Linked DNA regions of Homo sapiens: region 2 is linked to region 1. Evidence: chromatin loops called from intact Hi-C (ENCODE). Cell type or tissue: MCF 10A. All regions are shown on one strand. Links, peaks and the distances in the headings refer to the core of each region. The heading gives the core; the rest is flanking DNA.

Evidence for each region. Peaks named below come from ENCODE experiments on the same cell type or tissue, not always from the same donor. Only the 100,000 strongest peaks of a DNase experiment are listed, where the experiment ranks them.
Region 2: it touches region 1 in a loop (16-fold over the local background); 30 of 110 quality-filtered maps call a loop at or near these places.

Annotation. Positions count from the first base shown.
Region 1 is chr2:207,252,828-207,255,749 of GRCh38, reverse strand. It overlaps MYOSLID-AS1 (MYOSLID antisense RNA 1), which reads left to right and starts at 1,434. Exons shown (of 4, transcript NR_110283.1): 1 at 1,434-1,561. In MCF 10A, for the core only: no CTCF peak of the experiment used is centred there; DNase peaks (open chromatin) are centred at 1,049 and 1,539.
Region 2 is chr2:207,160,206-207,163,127 of GRCh38, reverse strand. The region is part of intron 1 of KLF7 (KLF transcription factor 7); the gene reads left to right. Among named protein-coding and RNA genes, the nearest start is that of KLF7, 4.3 kb to the left of the region's middle. In MCF 10A, for the core only: no CTCF peak of the experiment used is centred there; no DNase peak of the experiment used is centred there.

The DNA.
Region 1 (2,922 bases), core at 293-2,792:
GGCAAACTGTTGGTGTCCTGCTATCGACTCATAGTCTGCCTCCAAAATAGCTTCAGGATAGGGCTGCTGCTTTTCAGCTGAACTGCTGCCTGTGGACCACCTTGTTATCCAAGGTTCTCACTGAATGGAAGCCGTCCAGAGGCATGTGGCTCTATCCCGAGAGATACAAGAAGAAAGGAGTAAGGGAAGAGTGGCCGAATGAGGGAAAGACAAAAGCAGACTGGCAGATGACAGGGACTAGAGTCAGACAAAGAACTGGGACGTGTGCTTTGGCAAAAAAGCAGGCAGGGCAGTCATTTCCTTGCTTCATCACTGCTAGCTCAATTTACCCATTTTATATACATACAAAATAAACTGTGTCCAAGACTGACCCTGTAGCAAGAACTTGAAATGAGTCATTTCTTCCAATCATTAGTATAAGTCCTACGTTTTTACTAATGCATAAATGAAACAAAGCAGGTGGTGTCTGTTGCAGTCCTGGGAGATACAAATGAGTAAAGGATGAAGACTTACAGATTGACGACGGAAAACAGGATGACAATGTTGAACTTGAGTGTGGGGTTTCCCCAACACCAAGAGGGGATCCATGTACCCCAGGCCATGGGGAAGGGTTTGATTCCTACAGCTCAGATACCATGTTCTGCCCACTTCTCCCTTAGCTACGCAAAGAAGGAAATTGAGGTCATTTTCATAATTTAGGCAAAACTTCCCTTTCCACTTGAATTACTGAGATATTTCGGGCAAACGCAGATTTCAAAAAGAAATTAAATAGCAAAATTTGAGTTTGGGAGCTCATTAACAAGCAGTGAGACTTCCTGTATTGCATCAATTATAAACAATTTGGAGGAAAGAGAGGTTGCTTTTTTCTCTTTTAAAGAAATTATCTGGAAAATTACCCAGGTCTTTGCTTCCTCTTTTTAGATGAGATCTGGACAGGCTGAGTTAAAGACAGTAACCTCATTAGGATGGGTTTAGATGATAAAACCAGAAGAAACCAAGAAGCCCAAACTGCCCTCTGGATTTCCTCCAACTAGCCTTGCCTCTGACGAGTCAGTTCATCTCTCTGCACTAGTATCTTACCACCCCCGCCCCACACACGGAAATGGAGCCAACTTGCTTTGCCACTTTTCTACTTCATAGGAATGCTCTAAAAATTAATATTCACTGTGAAACTAGGAAAGCCACAGAGGAATGATCCTATCTCAATATGAAGCATTATCAGTTTTGTTGTGCCTGCCACTCTCAGTTGGCATTGATACATTGTTCAGAATCTTTCTAAAAACCTCCGTTCTTTTTCCGACCCCAGTGACCGCTAATTGTGGAAAACAATGTACTGGACTATTCAAGAAAGAAATATTTTGCCTGTTCATCGACTCAGCCAATAAGGTTTAAAGTGACTCTGATCATTTTAAGTGGCTCAACGAATGTACCGTATAAGCTATGTACTATTGAAGGAGCTTTAGCCGCTGCAAATCTTATCCTTCCTCCCTCCAGGTTTTCTTCAGTGTCGAAATTGGTATGGAGACGTGGATGGAGATTTGAGTCTTAGGAATTTGGGAAGGTGAGTCATGCTGAGAAGCTATGTGACTTTACTCACTAAATATTTCTAGAATGTCTCCTCACCCTTCCATCCCTAGTCCTCCATCTAAGTCAGGCTCTTATTGTCTCTTGCCTGGATGTTTGAAGCAGTCTTGGGACGGGTCCTCTGGACTCCAATCTTATCTGTTAAGCAACTCTCCTCACTGCTGTTGAGTCTATCCAGAAAGCAGGCTTTATCACGTTGGTGCCATCATTGCCCAGAAAATATAGTCCAAGCTCTCCAGATGGAGGGACTTACATGTTCTCTTAACATCTTAGCTCCCTGTGTCTCTAGCTTCAGCTCCCTCCAGTCCCTGCCTTACAGATTTGTGTTCAACACAAGCAAACTGCATATGCTTCCCCTACTTAGACTGTGCTACTTTTTGCCTTTGGGTCTTTGCTTGTGCTGTTTGCTCCGCCAACAATCTCAAAGCAAGCAGACAGAGCAAACAATGGAGCATCAATAGCTCCTCATTCATCCTCGGGGTCATGTGACACGTACGTTGTCTCCTTTCTCCCCTCCTATGTATTTCTCCAGGGTTGTGGTCTCCTCTCCTGAATTCTCACCCCTGTGATACCCTGGGCAAGTCTATCATTAAGCTGATATGTAAGGTTCTATGGATCTTTATACATGCTTGTCCACCCACTAAACAGTGAACTCTCTGGAGAGAGAGAACTCTCCTCTGGATCTTGAGCAATACCTGGTTCAGGAAGGGGTCCAATATATCGTGAAATACATGCTTCTTAAACAGCTTCCATGTGTAAGGCAACTATGTGCTTGGTGTTTGGGGAATGTTTGTAATACTAAGTTGTTCAAAGAGAAAAACTGTCTAATAAGTACGTCAATGTATACTTGAGTGAATCCTTTATTTTTCTTTGAATGAATGATCCAGATTTATGCAAATAATTAGTTGGGGGGGAACCCTATGTCAACAGCAGGCCATCTGGCAGTGTGATGTCATGGCAGGTTGCATCTCTTTGCTGCCACCATCCTGGAGCCTGGGGCTTTCTTGCAGCTATGGCCTTGAGTGTAGAGATGCACCCGCCCCCCTTCTCTGGAGTTCTCTGCCTTGTATTCTGTTGCCATGGGAACAACCCACTTTCATTCTGGACTTGCTGCATGGGAGAGGGGAACCCTTTACTACAATGGTATAAACGATGAGGATTATTTAAAAAATAAGTTGACAAGGTTAATCATCACCACATGATACTAGTACCACAGATTCTGATTTTGTGAGACTGTAGTTTGTTAGGTGTTTCTGGCAGTACTGAAAATAGATTAGCTAGAAGAATAGAAGATTTGATATACCCTTTGTTTAAATGTCTAACTATCTCTGTGCCTGT
Region 2 (2,922 bases), core at 227-2,726, 93 kb after region 1:
CACTGATGACAAAACCTTTAACCTCTAGCCCTTCCTTCTTCCCCCTCCCAAAACCGTCTTGCTGCTTCTGAGTATAAGGGGTGGTGATGGTGATATGCAACTGTTAGTTCCAAATCAACTATCGGATAATGAAATTTTGAGACTCTTTTGCTCAAAACAGCTCAACAGGGTTTCTGCAAAGAACCCCAGACAGGAAGAAGTTTCTTTATGCTCTGGGGTAATCAGATTTTAGAGGTCAAATGAGGAGTAATTATTAGATGTTCTTCTTAAAGTGAACAATGTACCTGGGCTCATGGAGATGAGCAAAATGTGGAGACTCTGATAATCTGACTTGGTTTCTAGAGAAAGAGTGGCTTCGATGATAAACTCAAGAACATTTTTACGTTTGAAAATTGAAGATAAACAATTTGGGGATTTTATTTTAAACTTAGGATATGGGATAATTGTCCTGCTTAATAGTCAGTGAGCCTGTGACAAAGTCACTGACTGTGGCAGGGCTCCCTCTCGTCACGGAGATCCTCGTTTTGACATTGGATTTTCTGGCAATGATGCCTTAGCCACATAGCTCCAAGTCTGAAAATAATCGTTGCTGGTATAATTCTGAAATCCAAATGGACATCACACATTAACAGCTCTCCATTCCTGGGCTCTGACTGCATACTTAAGCACTCGGCCCAAGTAACATCATCTTTCTGCCTGTCATATAACTGTAAATTACACTGTGCTTATGTGGTCTATTATTTTATAGAATTCAGCTGACGCGCAATTCTTAAGACTACCAGCCTTAAGCGCTTTGAAAACTTGTAGGAAAATTTCCAAGAGCTGTCTGAGCAAAAGTAGGAAAAGGTCAAGGGTAGGACAGAAACCAGAGTTTCTTATGGGGTACCACTTGATTATGAGTAAAGGGAAACTCATTCATGACTTTTTTTGCCAATAGAAATCATAATCTTTTTTTTTAGACACACTGCTGACTTGGAAAATAAAAAGAATTTGATACAATGCTTTTATTTTCTTCTTGAATATACAAAGACTTTTAGAACTTTTATATGTTTTATCTCTAGTCTGCTATTTCATGAGTGCAGGTCAAGCAGTGATGATCTAAGTCTTATTTGGACTTAGCTTTGCGTCGTGTCATTGAGGAGCATCGCATGTTTGCTTGAAAAGTCTTATGGAATTATGTTTGTTGTTAATGCTGATTCATAATTGGCAGATGGGGTCAGTTTCAGGCCTCTCTTTGCTCAGAGAAAATTTTCCACTGCTACTGGAAACAAATAAATAAATCATAGAACATTCTTCTCTCCTCCCCCATTCCCCTATTGTTTTAAACTAATGGCATACTTGGCTACTGTAAGGACTAAAGTGTCCCCATAACACTGCAATTTCATCTTGGTTTCAGGCACCCTGAAACACTTTTTATGAGGGCCTTTGGTATAAGGAATCTCTAGGGGAAAACGTACAGAAATGGTTGCATTCCAAGAACAGCCTCATGGTACCAGGGATGGGATTTGGTCTGTGAGCCACATTGCTTCTCCTTTTATGTGAAGATCTTGCCTTTGCACTTCCTTCTGCAGGCCTGGGCTGCCAGGTGCTATATCAGCCAGGAAAACAAAGCAAACTGTAGGGTCTGTCCATCCGTAGGTTTGCCTCAGTCCCCAATTCGCAGATAGCCTTGTCATGAATTAGAATTTCTTGGCAACAGCACCACCCAGGGAAATTTGTAGACACAAAGGAGCCTTGCTAGCCACACTGAAAGGATAAAATAACTGTTTTTTTTTGGTATGTGATTTGTGTGTTCTTCAGTTACTGTAAATCTGTTTCTTTATTTGAAACAGCAACTTGGTAGATGAAATAAAAATATAACTGCCCGTTACCCAGAATTTATCTTTATGAAGATGCAATCACTAAATAGATGTAACTCTACAAATGAAAGCACATGTGACTGCAATCAATCACACACTTAGCCTTTAATAGATTCATTTCCATGTTCCTTTAACAGACACATCTTTGTGTAGATTTAGGGGCTTCAAACATTATCATTCAGTCTACCTGTTTGCAGTTTGGTATTTTAAAGTGGGCAAACATTATAATGCAGTTATTTTTTACTACATCTGTCCTTAGTAGGGGGAAAAGGAGGTCACTATTCTTTGTTCTCCATGAACTTCCCACCCCCACTCCTTACCCTGAGGAGAATGGGATGTTGGGGTCCCATCCATTTAAAAGGCAGAGCAGAAGATGCAAGATGACAGCCTTGCCCTGAAATGATTTATGTATGGGTGTGTCAGAGACCTTAAGCATCCAAATGTGGGCTGCTTCTTTCTGCCAGCCCATTCTAAACATAAATGCCAGTGGGGGCTAATTTGCCTCTCTACTTAAATGGAGATAGTTCAGAGAGGGTCCTAATGGGGCCTTTAATAGCCATTCTTTTATGAATCTTCACATTGTACTCTCTTCAGAGAATTCTTGCGTTTTAACTTTTGGAGTACAAGAAGACATTGCAATCTTCTTTAATTGCTCTCTGTGCCTGTTGAGGAAAGAAGAATACAATTTCCTCTGGCCAGTCCCATCTGGCTCAAGTTGATAGGATAGCTGGTCTGATTCCAGACGGGGTCGGTGGATACCCCTTATCTTTTCATTTTATAGTATTGTGCAATGGGCTTTTAATTATCTTTGCTGGACCCCACGACTGGCAAATGCAGAAAATCGCTCTGTGATTCCAGTTCACTCGATATATCAGTTAGCCTATGTGTTAGAACTGCGATTTGCTGAAAGTTTAGGACAGCTCCCCAACTTAACTTGAATGGTGCCAGAGGGTGAGGGGCAGAGATTTCCTCTGTCCAGTAGTCCCTTTGTTCTCCCAAATCAACTGACTGCTTGCTTAGCATAAACGATTGGGGGTAGGGGGGCGGAATGTTTTAACCCCAA